Regions from separate parts of the Homo sapiens genome. Here region 2 is linked to region 1. The links are chromatin loops, found by intact Hi-C in ENCODE. Cell type or tissue: HCT116. All regions are shown on one strand.

What was found. Peaks named below come from ENCODE experiments on the same cell type or tissue, not always from the same donor. Only the 100,000 strongest peaks of a DNase experiment are listed, where the experiment ranks them.
Region 2: a loop joins it to region 1, with 5 times the contacts of the local background. A loop is called at or near these places in 11 of 110 quality-filtered maps.

Annotation. Positions count from the first base shown.
Region 1 is chrX:134,481,155-134,489,154 of GRCh38, reverse strand. It overlaps HPRT1 (hypoxanthine phosphoribosyltransferase 1), which reads right to left. Exons shown (of 9, transcript NM_000194.3): 4 at 2,625-2,690. Among named protein-coding and RNA genes, the nearest start is that of HPRT1, 25 kb to the right of the region's middle. In HCT116, a CTCF peak has its summit at 4,903 (motif pointing left); a DNase peak (open chromatin) is centred at 4,914.
Region 2 is chrX:134,996,140-135,004,139 of GRCh38, reverse strand. No RefSeq gene overlaps it. Among named protein-coding and RNA genes, the nearest start is that of SMIM10, 9.1 kb to the right of the region's middle. RefSeq lists a silencer at 1-35 and an enhancer at 1-68. In HCT116, a CTCF peak has its summit at 4,457 (motif pointing right); a DNase peak (open chromatin) is centred at 4,479; H3K4me3 peaks cover 642 bases; H3K27ac peaks cover 880 bases.

The DNA.
Region 1 (8,000 bases):
AAAGTAAAGTTATAACCAAGTAAAGCTTCCACCTTTTCATGTCTCAAAGCAGTTTATTGTTGGAGGTAAGATCTCTTAGAAGCCTAAACAGGTCCAAGTACAGAATGAAGTAAGGCTAGCCCATAACTTGTGGCAAGCAATTCATACTATTTCTCTCATGCTGAGCTCTCCTCAGTGAAGCAGCTACTATAGACAACTGCAGCCTATTGGTAGCCTATTTTACAGGCAGGAAAAAAATTACTTTTTATTCAAAGTGGAACTCAGGACATGGGGAGAAAATGAATACAAAAAATAGGGTCAATCCAAAGGCACACAGCAAATGAGTAACACAGTTATGTTTTTTTCCCATTTGTATGAGGTCCCAGTAAATTCTAAGTAAACTGCAAATTTAATAATACACTAAAAAAGCCATGCAATTGTTCAAATGAATCCCAGCATGGTACAACGAGTACAGACACTAGAGTCTAAAAAACAAAAGAATGCCATTATTGAGTTTTTGAATTATATCAAGTAGTTACATCTCTACTTAATAAATGAGAAAAACGAGGATAAGAGGCCATTTGATAAAATGAAAATAGCCAAGAAGTGGTATTAGAGACTTGAATACAGGTATTCGGGTCCAAAGTTCATCTGCTCAAATACTAACTGGGGAAAAGAGGGAAAAATATTTATATACATATATATCTGCACACAAAAATACCCCCAAAAGACAAAATGAGGCCAGGCAGGGTGGCTCACACCCGTAATCCCGGTACTTTGGGAGGCTGAGGCAGGTGGATACCTGAGATCAGGAGTTGGAGATCAGCCTGGTCAACATGGTGAAACCCTGTCTCTACTAAAGATAAAAAAATTAGCCAGGCATGGTGGCGTGCGCCTGTAATCCCAGCTACTTGGGAGTCTGAGGCAGGAGAATCACTTGAACTGGGAAGGGGAGGTTGCAGTGAGCCAAGATCGTACTACTGCACTCCAGCCTGGGCAGCAGAGTGAGACTCCATCACAAAAATAAATAAATAAATAAAATACAATGAAACAGAAAGTTCAAATAATCCCATAATCTTACCACCAAGAAATAACTTTCACTCGTTATACTTATTGATTTTTCCATAATAAATGTACTTTACTGTGACTATCATGAAAAGAAAGTTATTTTAGAAACAGAGAACTGTTTCAGATCAAATCTATGTAGTAGAACAGAGCCATTAGGTGGGAAAGACGAGATCAAACTAAATCTCAGAAGGCCTAAAAGGCTAGGTCCATTCCAGCACTAAAAACTGACCAGACAAGTAATGGCTTCAACAGCTTCTAAATATGGACAAAGCATGCTGAAAGGGAAGGACAGGTCTAACAGTGGTATATGAAATGAACAGGAGGGGCAAAGCTCATTTCTCCTCTGAAGTTTTCCAAAGATGCTGAGGAGGACATTAGTTTGACATGACCCTGATATGGGACAAGATAATTTCACAGAAGTTTTACATGTTAAAGTTTTCTTATAGATACTCATTCAAGTAAGCAATGAACACTAAAATCTAAAGAAAGAAAAGAGCTTTAGAGTCAGGTCTGTATTCAAATTCAAGCTCTACCACTTACTGGTTCTGTGACTTTGGGCAAGTCTTTTAACCTTATTAAGTCTTAATTTCCTGATTTGTAAAATGGGGATATCGTCTCCCTCACAGGATTGTTGTGAAACTTTTATGAGATTAATGCCTTTATATTTGGCATAGTGTAAGTAAACAATAACTGGCAGCTTCAAAAAAAAAAAGCAGTAGCATTCCATCATTTATTATTGGTTACTCTCAAAAAGTTTTTCAATGTACTAGAAGATAAATATTCAAATACCTTAATATCTCCATTATTTTCAGGTAAACAGCATGCTCCTGAACAACCAATGGGTCAACAAATAAATTAAAAGGGAAATCTAAAAACATCTTGATATTAAACTACATGGAAGCACAATATACCAAAACCAATGGTTCACACTAGGAGAATTTTAAGGTACAAGAAAACTCTTTGAGATTTCTTAAAATAATAGTATGTCTGAATTTATTGAGTGATTTACCAGAAACTGTTGTAAGAGCTCTACTTGCATTATAGCACTTAATCCTCTTAACTCTATGGCTGCTATTATCAACCTCACCCTAATCACATATGGGACACAGAGAGGTTAAGTAACTTGCCCAAGGTCAGAGTTAGGAAGTACTAAGCCATGCTTTGAATCAGTTGTCAGGCTCCGGAACTCACACTTTCAGCCACTACATAATACTGCTTTGCTATCTTTTAGGAAACTATGTGAGTCTACCTCACATAGACTCACATAGGTTTGTTTTTTTTTTTTTTTTAAAGGCTATCTTTTCCCCCATCAATGTTTTTTGAAGGATCCCAAATTAGAGTCCCACAGAGGCAGACAGCAGTACTTGACAATATGGACATTTAAGGTTAATGTTGGATTCTACTGTCTTTTTACTACATGACCTAGGGAACGATAATTAACCTAGACTGCTTCCAAGGGTTAAATAACCCATTTAGTTATACTATGTAAATTATCTCTTAGTGATTGATTGAAAGCACACTGTTACTAATTGACTCGGTATGAAGTGCTTTTTTTTCTTCCCTTTCAAGATACATACCTTTCCAGTTAAAGTTGAGAGATCATCTCCACCAATTACTTTTATGTCCCCTGTTGACTGGTCATTCTAGTTAAAAAAAAAAAAAACTATATATATATATATCTACACACACATATGTATATGTATATCCTTATGTACACACACAAACTTCAAATTAAATGAGAACTAGAAGATTTGAGAAGTTAGCTAGCTAATATCCATAGCATTATGATATTCTAAATGATATGAATTATAAGAATTAGGTTTCCTGAAATGAATGACTAGAAAACTTTCAAGTAGAGATTAGTAAAAATTAAAAAGTCCTAATCGGCCATTACTGATTTGATGTTTTTAAGAGTCCTAAAAAATGGGTTACATCCATTTTTAAGTGGGTAGTATTATAACAGCCACCCATCTTCAATCACAGTGATTTCTGAATTGTGAGGGAAGTTATTAGCATGACAGGTGTCTGGTTCTGGCCCTGTACGATTCCCATGAGTCAAGCAAATTGTAAGGGCTGGTCTATATCACACCCAACCCCAAGGATATGTCCCTCAAAAGTCTAGCCCAGGCCCCGTCATCTTCAGCATCATCTGGGAAACCAGGTCTGATTAGTAGTCCTTTAAGGAATACCTCTTAGGCTCCCATTTTACTGCTATCACAGAATCCAATAAAACCCTTACAGGAGATTCAATGGGAAATGCTCAACACCCACTGTAGTTGGTGGTGACAATGACCATAATTTGGCTGTGCTGGATTCAGGACAGAAAATTTGGGTGAAAGAGCAGGTGAACAAAAGAGCTTCGACTTGCCCTAGCAGAGAGCAAGCCATACCATACCACAAAGCCACAGCAATTACAACGGTGCAGTACCAGCACAGTAAATGAACAAAGTAGAGCCCAGAAACAGACCCAGAACTATATGAGGATTTAGTATACAATAAAGATGGTATTTCGAGTCAGTAGGGAAAAGATGAATTATTCAATAAATGATGTTTGGCCAACTAGTAACCCATTTGGGAAAAAATAAAAGTATGGTCCCTACCTCACAGCATACACAAAAATAAATTCCAGACGGATTAAAATCTAAATGTAAAAAATAAAGCCATAAGTGGACTGGAAGAAAATAGAGAATTTTTTTTAACATCCGTAGAAAGGGTAAAAACCCAGGCATGACATGAACCAAAACTGAAGAGGTTCTGTAACAAATACCCCCTTTTATATATTGGGCTCCAACAATAAGAACCCATAGGAAAATGGAGAATGAACACAAATAGACAATTTATAGAAGAGAAGGTTATAAGGTGTAAAATTATATCTATCTGAGAAACAAACACTAAAACAATGTGATTCTACTGTTCTCCCACCCATACTGGCAAAACTTAAGCCTGATAATATGCTGAGGGGAAATAAGCACTCTTGTTGGTGAGAGTATTAATTGGCATAGCTTCTTTTGAAAATGACATAGCAATACCTGTTAAAATTGCAAACATGCATGTCACTTAATCCAGTAATCCCACTTCTGGGAATCAATGCTACAAAAACACTGACAAGTATACAAAGATACATTCAAGAGTGTTCACTGGGCCGGGTGCGGTGGCTTCATGCCTGTAATCCCAGGGAGGCAGAGGCAAGACGATCGCTTGACCCCAGGAGTTCAAGGCCAGCCCGAGAAACACAGCAAGACCCTGTCTCTCTTTTTTTTATTTAAAAAATAAATGTTCACTGTATCAGTTGTTCACAAAAACAAACCAACATGTCCATTAACAGGGAACCATTTAAATTAATCAAGTTCATCTACACAATGTAATACCATGCAACTATTAAAAAGCACCTGATAATCCAAAGCACACTGAGACAGAATAATGCTATTAAAAACACCAAGTAGTGGAACACTGTGTTGCCTATGACACCATTTTTATTCAACATTTAAACAAATTTGTAACAGCAATTACATGAGTAGTGACAATGGCGTTTATGAGACTTTTCACTTTTATGTGCTTCTATTTTTGTTATGCTTCTATATATACATCCATTTATTATGGAGTGTTACTTTCAAAAATCACAAATGGGCCAGTATTATTTGGTGTTGCAAGGTGAGCATATGACTTCTGATATCAACCTTTGCATATTACTTCTCAATTTAGGGAAATTACAGACATCCCTTATTCTAACTAACTTAAAACCCAGCATTTCAAACATACAGAATTGATGGGGAAAAAAAAGAAAGAAGAAAGAAAGAAAAGGCAACAAGCTTCAGATGACAGTGACTCACATCAAATTATTTATAAAATCTGTTAAATAGTGCCATCTTCTGGAGATACCTGGTATTACAGTCCAACTCCAGTTGATGTCTTTACAGAGACAAGAGGAATAAAGGAAAAAATATTCAAGAACTGAAAAGTATGGAGTCATGGAAAAATTGCTGTGATCCAAAGGCTACGGTGATAGGACAAGAAACAAGAGAACTCCAAGCAGTAAGACACTGCTGTTCTATTAGCATCCAAACCTCCATACTCCTGTTTGCCCCAAGGCTTTTTTAAAAAATAGAGACAGGATCTCACTATTTTGCTCAGGCTGGTCTTGAACTCCTGGACTCAAGCGATCCTCCTGCCTCGGCCTCCTAAAGTGCCGAGATTACAGGCTTGAGTCACCATACCTGGCTATTTATTTTTTCTTAACTCTCTTGCCTGGCCTATAGCCACCATGGAAGCTAATAAAGAATATTAATTTAAGAGTAATGGTATAGTTCACTACATTGGAATACAGGTATAAGTGCCTACATTGTACATGAATGGCATACATGGATCAATTACCCCACCTGGGTGGCCAAAGGAACTGCGCGAACCTCCCTCCTTGGCTGTCTGGAACAAGCTTCCCACTAGATCCCTTTACTGAGTGCCTCCCTCATCTTTAATTATGGTTAAGTCTAGGATAACAGGACTGGCAAAGGTGAGGGGAAAGCTTCCTCCAGAGTTGCTCTACCCTCTCCTCTACCGTCCTATCTCCTCACTCCTCTCAGCCAAGGAGTCCAATCTGTCCTGAACTCAGAGCGTCACTGTCAACTACATAAAATTGCCAGAGAAGCTCTTTGGGACTACAAACACATACCCTTAATGTCTTTATTTCTATTTTGTCTACCTCTTCAGTCTAGGTGAAAAAATAGGAAGGATAATAGGGAAGAACTTTGTTTATGCCTACTTATCCGCCCCTAGGAATTTTGAAAACCTCTAGGTAGCAATAAGAACTGCAGCATGGTATAGAAAAAGAGGAGGAAAGCTGTATAGAAATGCATAATAAATGGGCAGGAAAAGAACTGCTTGGAACAAACAGGGAGGTTGAACTATAAGGAGAGAAAGCAGAGAGGCTAATCAACAAGGCTGGGTTCCCAAGAGGGCATGATGAGACTATTACTAAGGTAGGAATTACTAAGGGCTCCATGTCCCCTTAGTGGCTTAGTACTATGTAGCTTGCTTTCTGCAGTGAACTTCAGACCCTTCTTTTAGGATCCTAGAATGGACTTTTTTTTTTTATCGGAAAACAGTCATTCTCTCAACATTCAAGCAGGCCCCAAGTCTACCACACTCAATCACATTTTCTCTTCATATCATAATCTCTCAACCATTCTCTGTCCTTTTAACTGTTTTTCTATACCCTGATCAAATGCCAACAAAAGTGAGAATGTTAGAATCATGTATTTTTAGAGGTAGACTGTATCTCAGATAAAAAAAAAGGGCAGATATTCCATTTTCCAAAATATGTATGCAGAAAAAATAAGTATGAAAGGACATATGCTCAGGTAACAAGTTAATTTGTTTACTTGTATTTTATGAATTCTTTTAAATAAACACATTACTAAAAAAAAAACTAAAGGTTTTTGTCAGTTAAAAAACGACACTGATGAAGCACAGCCCTTACAGATCATCTAGTACTACACTGTCCCATACGGTAGCCACATGTGGCAATATAAATTACTTAAAAATTCAGTTCCTGTGTTGCACAAGATGTGTCAAGCGCTCAAAAGCCACATGTCACTAGTGGCTCTGTACCACATAGCAGAAACATAAAAGATTTCCATCCTCAAAGAAAGTTCTATTGAACAGCATTGCTCTAATTAAATAAAAAATACCATTTAGCACAACATAGTAATAGAAAAGATTGAAGAGTAAGTGCTGATACTTAAAAACCTGGTATTTTCTGCCAGGCATGGTGGCTCATGCCTGTAATCCTAGCACTTTGGGAGGCTGAGGTGGGAGGATCGCTTAAGCCCAGGAGTTCTAGACCAGCCTGGGCAACAGGGTGAAACCCCGTCTCTACAAAAAATACAAAAAATTAGCTGGGCGTGGTGGCATGTGCCTGTAGTCCCAGCTACTTGGGAGGCTGAGGTGGGAGATAACCTGAGCCTGGGAGGTCAAGACTGCAATGAGATGAGATTGCACCACTACACTCCAGCCTGGGTGACAGAGTGAGACCCTGTCTCAAAAAAAGAAAAAAACAAAAAACAAACAAAAACCACCTGGTATTTTTAAGTACACTATTTTCAAACATTCAAACATTCAGAAGTTATTTCATCCTATCTTCATGGTTTCCATTTTATGCCTGGTTTGGGATTAGGATCTGATAAAATAAACGTGTGCAACAGAACCACTTCTCATGGCTGTATAACAGATGATCAATATGTATTTGCTGAGGAAATTATTCAATTTTCTTAATTTTTTTTCACAAAATTTGTGGTTTCAAGGGACCAACCTTGACTACTACACCTTCATGTTCTAAGAATCAGGGGACTTATATAAAACCTCAGTTACCTGATAAGGACTACATCAAAGTGAAAAGCCATGGGAAAGAACTAGAAAGTATACTTTTGAACCTAGTTCTGTAAAGTTTCCTTATGCCACAGATAATACACATCCCCATTCCTGCCAAATTCTTTCTCTCACCCCTGTCTATGGTCTCGATTCAATAAATAGGAGAAGGGCATGAATTTGCTTTAGATAGATAGATAGATAGATAGATAGATAGATAGATAGATAGATAGATAGATAGAGATAGACAGATAGAGATAGAGACAAAGATGGAGACAGAGATGGAAATAGAGACAGATTTACAGAAGATAAGTTCTAGGTAAACTAGTGTCAACATCAAAGTGGTATACCTACATCTAACTATTCTGGAGAGAAAAGTATACCTCAAAGAAATCGACTACATACAGAGAAAAAGTTTAAGCTGAAAGCTACTGCCCTCTTACATGAGACACTTTAAGAAACTACTTGGGGGGCAAGTGAGAAAATGGGGAGATGTAGCTCAGAGGATACAAAGTAGCAGATATGTAGGATGAACAAGTCTAGAAATATAATGTACAACATGAAGTATATAGGTAATAAAATTGTGCTGTATT
Region 2 (8,000 bases), 510 kb before region 1:
CAAGATTTCCCAAGGCAGGCGCGGGCGAGGGGCGGTGCGCGGGGGAAGATCCCAGGACAGTTTGCGGTGTGAGGGGAGATTGCGCCCGCTGCCCAAAGAGAGCAGAGGACACGTGTTCTGGAAGGTGATGCGGCCTCCTACCGTACTCCTCCCCTCACCTAACTCATCAGCTGTAGCGTGTCCCTTTACTGACTCTCGGCTGTGGACGCCACTGGAGTGAGGTTCTGTGAACACATTTTCCTCCTTCATGCATCTCTCAGCCAGATTATTGGCTCCCTGGCCGCAGATGTGGTTACTTTGAAACATTAATAGGAAAGCCCCAAATATTAGCAAACATCCAGAGCAGCACATTCAAAGAGTAATGCACCATGAACAGTTAATAGAAGGTGGGTTAAATGTTCAGAAATCTATTAATTTGCTATATTAGGACACTAAATGAAAATAATTATAGGACATCTTCAGAGATGCTGAAAATATAAAAATAGGAGGGATTGTATTATTTTACCAGAAACATTTGCTTTTAGTGTTTTACCAACACCACAAAATTGAATTGCCACTCTGATCATTACATTACTTTCTTTAACATCATAATCACATATATGCACATAATACACCATTTACTTAGGGCAGTCAGTTTTAATGACACTTCTGTTTCTTTCATGAATCATGTGTTTTTATGAGATACTGCTGTGTGTCAACCCCCCTTGGATGCCCAAAACAGCTCAGCCCAAAGAAGATGCGGTTCGAATTTAAAATACATAATTTAATCATGGGTTTAGAGTTAGGATTTTAAGTAAAACTCTTACTAATTTTTATATACATACATACTACATATATACATACATACTACATACTACATATATATACATATAATATTGGAACATTTAAGAGAAGCTTAGTTTCACTGTTACCGGTTTACTTTTTTATTTTTTGAGATGGAGTCTCGCTCTATTGTGCAGGCTGGAGTGTAGTGGCGCGATCTTGGCTCACTGCAACCTCTGCCTCCCAGGTTCAGTCAGTCCTCCTGTCTCAGCCTCCCAAGTAGCTGGGATTACAGGCACATGCCACCATGCCTGGCTAATTTTTTAATTTTTAGTAGAGGCGAGGTTTTGCCATGTTCGCCAGGCTGGTGTTGAACTCCTGACCTCAGGTGATCCTCCCGCCTTGGCCTCCCAAAGTGCTGGGATTGCAGGCATGAGGCACTGCACCCAGCCTGCTTTTTTAAATAAATAGAATGATTTAATAATCATGATGGATTTATCAAGACTTATATTTTTCATCTCCCAAGTCTACACTTCCTCTGTCTTCCCCATCTTGGTAAATGGCAACTCTTTCCTTTCTGTTGCTCAAGCTAAAGGCCTTGCTGTCATCCTTGAATCCTCTGTTTCTTTCATGCCCCACATTAACTCAAGTCTACCTTCAACATACAACCAGAATCTGACCACTTCCTGGCACCTCCACTGTTATGACCTCTGTCCAAAACACCTTTACACCTCTCCTGGATTATTCTAATAGCCTCTTAACTAGCCTATCTAATTCTTCACTTTCTTGATAATGGCCAGTTCTTGTAAATATCTTTTGTTGAACATATGTACATGTTTCCATTGGGTAAAGAACTTGGAATTACATTGTTGCATCACGGGGGATGCTTATGTTTAACTTTACTAGATAATGCCAAACACGTTTCTCATTTGGTTGGACCAATTTACATTCTCACCAGCAGTGCAAATTCATAGCAACAGCAAGGAAAGTAATTGTATGAAGAGAGGAAACATGACCCCAGTCCCACCCCATTAATGCACCAAGTGCATTTATTTTTTTCTCACCTCTTTTTATGTGGAACATGCCTTCTTCATGCCATTCGAATGACACAGTAGCTTCTAGAAGATCTGTGTACATGTCACTATTGGCATGTGTGTACGTGTCACTATTGGCTGTAGACTATGAGGCTTCAGTGGGATATGACACCAACATCAGCCCACAAGACACAGCAGATGGAGTCTTGTGGGCCATGATGAATAGAGCTGCCTTTCATGGGATGTGAGGTCCAAGGTGTGGTTCAGGAAAGGCAAAGCCTGGGCAAACTGCTCTTTCCTGCTTCTCGGCCCTATTTGCCAGTGCATTTATACCATGGAGTTATGGTGAATGTGAACACACAAGAGAGTTTGACAAGGAGCCAGAATTCAGAAAATGGCAATGGGCAGCTTGGAAGATGTGTGTTGGAGAGGGCACAGACCCACCTCTGCACCCTGCTTCCCTGAGGGTGGCTTGTGGACTGCTTGTTTGAACGTGGGATTCAGCAGCTTTTCTCTGCCTCCTGGAAAACAGTCCCTGACCAGCTGCCAGCAATGCGGGGCCCTAGGGAGCCAGGGCCTAGAGCAATTGATCCTGTGTGTCAGATCCAGATGGTAACTCAGTATTTACCAGGTGAGCTTTGCAGGTGGGTGGGAGTGGGGCGGGGCGGTGGGAGGACCTGCCTAGCCTCATCTAGTGCTCAGTAGTTCTGGTTGTGGTATGGTTCACAGGCCTCTATATGTTTCAAGCTTCCAGGAAATTTAGGCTTTCAGCCTTCTCTGTATGGGTAGAGAATGAGAGTGAATACTTCAAAGCCTTTTGAATAGGCTCAGAACTCCCAAAATGTCTCTGCTACCAATTCCATAAGGTCGAAGCAAGTCACCGGCCAGCCCAGATTCATGGGGGTGGAGAAAAAGACTCCACTTATTGAAGGAAGGAGTGGCAAAGTCACAGTGCAAATTGCTGAGCATCCAGGGATGAGAGGAACTGCTGTGGCCTGCGTTGGAATCAGCCTACTACTTTATGTATATGGAAATGTGAGCCAATACTTAGAGTAGTATCTTATAAAAGGGCAATAGCCAATATATAGGAACAAAGTCTGTATTTGAGATAGAAGCTTACCCAAGGAGTGTGAATGTCTTCTAATCTACTGTTGGGTCTAAAGGAACCATCTCTGGCTTTGCAAGGGGTTGGAATTTCAGCTCACTCTTCCCTCTCTGTACCCTAAGAAGAATTGAAAATAAAGCGGTGTCTTCTGTCTGTCTCCAGGAGAGTAGAAGACAAAATAAACATCTCTCTAGGCCATAATTTAAATATTGTGCAAAGTTCAGAGGTGAGACTGTGATATGGATAGCGTTCTGAGAAGGCCCAGAGTGTTAGTTTCTGTTTTGGTTCCCATCTTAATAAAAAAGGACAAACCGCCAAAAATATTAGAAACCATAGTAGTATTTTGTTCTTTGGCAATATATTTCATTGGGGGTGCTAAGGACACTTTGAAAATGCATCCTTGTAAAGTTGCTCTGTGCTATTTTCCCCATGGAAAATTCCTTAATATCGTGTACAATGATTCATCAAAATAAAATGTTTACTTAGAATCTTTGGATATAGACTCATAGTGGCCCTGAATATATCCTAGCCTAGGGTATTCTCAACTATGACCTGAGGAACACTGATAGGCCTCAGCTGTTGGTATGTGTTGCTTCTATAGTCAAACCCCTCTGTGAATGGCACATTAGATAAATACCTATTGGAGATCTGCACTGTACTTTAGAATATTAAAGGCTTCCAGAAGCCCTGGAATGAAGAGATTTGGTTGCTGTTTGTCTTAGTCTGTTTGTGTTGCTATAAAGGACTATCTGAGACTGGGTAATTTTTAAAGAAAATAAGTTTATTTGGCTCACAGTTCTGCAGGCTGTATGAGAAGCATGGCACCAGCATCTGCCTTCTGGTGAGGGCTTCAGGGAGCTTCCACTCATGGCAGAAGGCGAAGGAGAGCTGGTGCATGGGGATCACATGACAGGAGAGGAGGCGAGAGAGAGAGAGAGAGAGAGAGAGAGAGAGAGAGAGAGAGAGAAGGAGGTGCCAGGCTCTTGTCAACAACCAGTTCTAGCGGGAACTAAGAGTGAGAGCTCACTCTCTCCCGTGAGAATGGCGCCAAGTCATTTATGAGGGATCCAGCCCCATGACCCAAATACCTCCCACCAGGCCCCACCTCTAACACTGAGGATTAAATTTCAGCATGAAACATAGAGGGGCCAAAGAAACCATATCCAAACCATAGCACCATTGTTAAAGGAGTACCTATTAACATCTGTATCACTGATTCCTTACCTGGGGAGGGCTTGGGAAGCACCTGTGAAATGTTTTTTTGTTTTATACGTGTGCCCAGGCCCTCACTCTGCTCCACACCTCCTTCTGAATCAGAGTATCTAGGGTGAAGCATGGGGGTATGTATATTTTCAAGGATCATGGATCATTCTGATGAGCGACTCTAATTACAAACCATTAAAGGCATGCATGTTTTGTGGAGCTGAGTTTGGAAACTACGGGTCTAAGGCAACATTCTCATTTTGCTGGCAAGGACATTGAGATCCCAGAAGGGGAAATGACTTGCCCATGTATGGATAGAACAAATAATCTAATCTTTGAACCCTTTTCCCCATTATATAAACGGACTCTAGATGGCAGTCTATTTCTTGGTTTTAGTCTGTGCCTGCACAAGCAGAAACATTGAGCAATTTATTGGATGAATTTGAGCATGGCAGTGCAATGGTTTAATCGAATGAGTGTCTATCACTCTACAAGCATGTTCTTTCTGTGGAGTCTATTGTGGCCAATTAAGCCAATAACTCTGTCCACAGCAGCTTCTCCTGGGAAACCAACCAGAAACCAACCCTGGTAGCCACCTTGATCTTGGACTTCTAGACTCCAGAACTGTGAGAAAATCAATGTCTGTTGTTTAAGCCACCCAATCTGTAGTATTTTGTTATGGCAGCCTAAGCTGACTAACACACATGCAAGGATCTCTGGCTATGGATAATTAACTTTGCAGCTCCCAGAAATGAAATCTACCAAAATGATTCTCTGGTCTAACCAACAGCGGTGCCTGGCATTTCAGCCATCACACTAGCCTAGCAGCCAGAGGGATAGCTCACGTACAAGTCCCAGGCATGAGCCATTAATTAAACAGACCCAGAGCCTCTAGAATGAGGGATGATCGGGAGAACCTGAGTAAGCAATCTGTTACAACACTTGTGAATCTCCCCCTTGATCTTCCCCCAAAAACACTTGTACCTCATTGACCTTAGCAACTTACAGTGGAAAGGATAGCCCCAAACCTTCAGAAATGAATTGGGGCTGGGCACGGTGGCTCACGCCTGTAATCCCAGCACTTTGGGAGGCCAAGGTGGGTGGATCACCTGAGGTCAGGAGTTTGAGACCAGCCTGGACAACACAGCGAAACCCCGCCTCTACTAAAAATACAAAAATTAGCCAGGCACAGTGGCCACGCCTGTAATCCCAGCTACTCAGGAGGCTGAAGCAGTAGAATCACTTGAACCTGGGAGGCAGAGGTTGCAGTGAGCCATGATCGCTCCACTGCACTTCAGCCTGGGCAACAGAGTGAAACCATGCCCCCCGTCCCCACAAAAAAAGAAAGAAATGAATTGGAAACTGACTTTAAGTTAATGTTAAAGCCAATGGACCAGAACACTCCTGCAGTAGTGCCTACCTCAGAGTGAAGGGGGCATTTACCGAGGTTAGGGGAAACTGAAGTTTTTCTCTGAGTCTGTCCGCCAGTAAGCTGAGTGAGACCCTAAACCCTCCTCTGGGATTATTCCACCACTGCCTGGACATGCTCAGCATCAGTCAGCATCCACACATTGCTTCCAGATGGAGTGTTCCTCATCTGGCTAGTGGCTATTGGGGCTGCCCTGAGGTTCTGTTGCTTCCTCTAACTTCTGTGCTGCAACACATGGTATCATGGAAAGCACGATAGTTATCTTCTGCACCCTTTGAGGAATGCAGAGCGAAGGCATGGAATGGGAGGTTTCCCCCATCCTTTTCTTTCTAGTTCCACCATATCATGTTCCCTATTCACCCTGCTGGTACAGGCAAGCCTCCTGACTTCAGAAATCTCCAGGCAGAAACAGATGCTAGTCTCCAGTATATGGCCACATGGGCTACCTGGGCCCTGGAGAAAGGGGTTATAAGGGTAAGCAGGGGGAAAATGGAAGCTACGAGAGCTCCCCCTCCTCCTCAACAGAGGAAATAAATGCAATAGCATATTCTTGTGGGAATTTCAGGGATTTTTGCCACTATTCAAGATTTGGAAAATGCAGATGTCATTCCTGCCACATGTAGTTAGTGTGAATCCACAGCTAAAACAAGGCTCTCCAGCTGGTGTAGGCTACTGTGCTGGTAGGTCTGCCCGTTGGCCCTTATCATCTAGCAGATCCAATGGTGCCCAAGATGTTTGGAGTAAATCATAATGCTATATGGGTTTAGCAAACAGAAATTCTACAAATAAAAAAAAAGAATGCCATATGGAGCCTGTGGCAAGCCCTGATAGGAGATTCACCATGGAGGCTGCTAGGATGCAATACATACTATGAACCAGCAACCAATATATAGAGCTATTCCTCCCACTGCCAAGATTAGCAAGTCTGGGAGCAGAGGAGTGGAAATAAAGGTAGTGTCTCTCATAATTACACCTGACCCATTGCAACAGTTTTGCTTCCCATACCTACAACTCTGATCTCTACTAGATTAGAGGTTTAAATTTCCTAGGAAGAAACACTTTTAGTAGTAGACAAAACAATGGTTTCACTGAATTTGAAGCCACTCTTAGATCCCCAGAGCCATGCAAAAAAAAGGTGATTTTGTGGTTTCTGCTATAGAAGGAGGACAGAGAGTAATATGGATGATTCTCAGGGGGTCCTCTAAGGTATTTTTTTATACTACAATCCTGAGGGGTGCATGACATAATATTGCAACCCTACAAAGGACTCCCAAGGGCTCAGACTCCTTAGGATTGAAGGACTGAGCCTCCCCAGTGGCTAAAGCAAAGGGAATGTGGAATTGATAGAGTAACAGGACCACCACATGGCTATGTACAGCAATGAAGACTCTACCCTCTACTTATATTTCCCTGTTTATTGTCTTCCTTTTTTGAAACTTTTCTCACCTCTTCTTTCTTTAGTATTATAAATAGGGTACAGTGGTGATGGTGAATTCACCACTTAGATCATGGGATTACAGAATATCAAATTGGGATAATGGCAGAAGTAGAGAAAGAAAAGACATCACTGGGAGAACGTGAACTATAAACAGAGGCCCCATGACTTCACCTCTGACTGTGGTAGCTGGAAATGTTTGTACGTGTTGCCTCTCTCTTGGTTGCATGTGGAATAATTAAATTATGCCAAGAGGCATCATATGAATGGGAGAAGGTTGTTTATACATGCTGGGAATACAAGGAATGAAAAGTAATTATTGTCTATGTTACTTTTTTTTTTTTAATACCTAACATCTTCTCTTTGGGGGAACTGCTAAAAATCACCGGGATTCACTTCTCTAGAACAAAGGAGTACTTGGAGGATAAATGCAGGTGACAGACAGACATTAGTACCCAGTAAAGCCCCAAATATTGGATAGATACCCTTATTTGTCCTGGAGCCTCTCTGCCTGTTAAGAATTTGATTACCTTGCCCAGAATCATTTAGATTATTTGGCTCAACAAAACTTGGCTTATGAACCGCACCTCTAAGTTCCCAAGCATGTTTCAGGAAAGGTTTGAAACAAAGCTATTAGATTTGTACTAAAACTATTCAAACTGGAGACTTGTGGTAAGCCATGCCTTGGAAGACAGGATATTTATAACTCTCTGACCACTCCCACCCCTATATTGGGAGATGAGGGTTCTAAAAACAGTCTCTCTGAGTTTCTGGAGAAGGAGATCAATGCCAGTAGTCATTCAGGTGACCAGTATCTGTCTGAGTCTGAATGCAGTTACAAAACTGCACCCAAGGAAGAGGTCAAGGATGGCAACAGAAAGCCCAGGCTGTAGATCGGTCTGAGGGAAGTCTGGGGCCTGAAACCTGCATCTCTGCCTGTAAAGCCAGAAGTCTGGGAATATCAGGAGAGGACCCAGAGGAAAGGAAACAGGAAATTACAAAGAATCAGGGTAGAACAGGAATTCGCCTTTG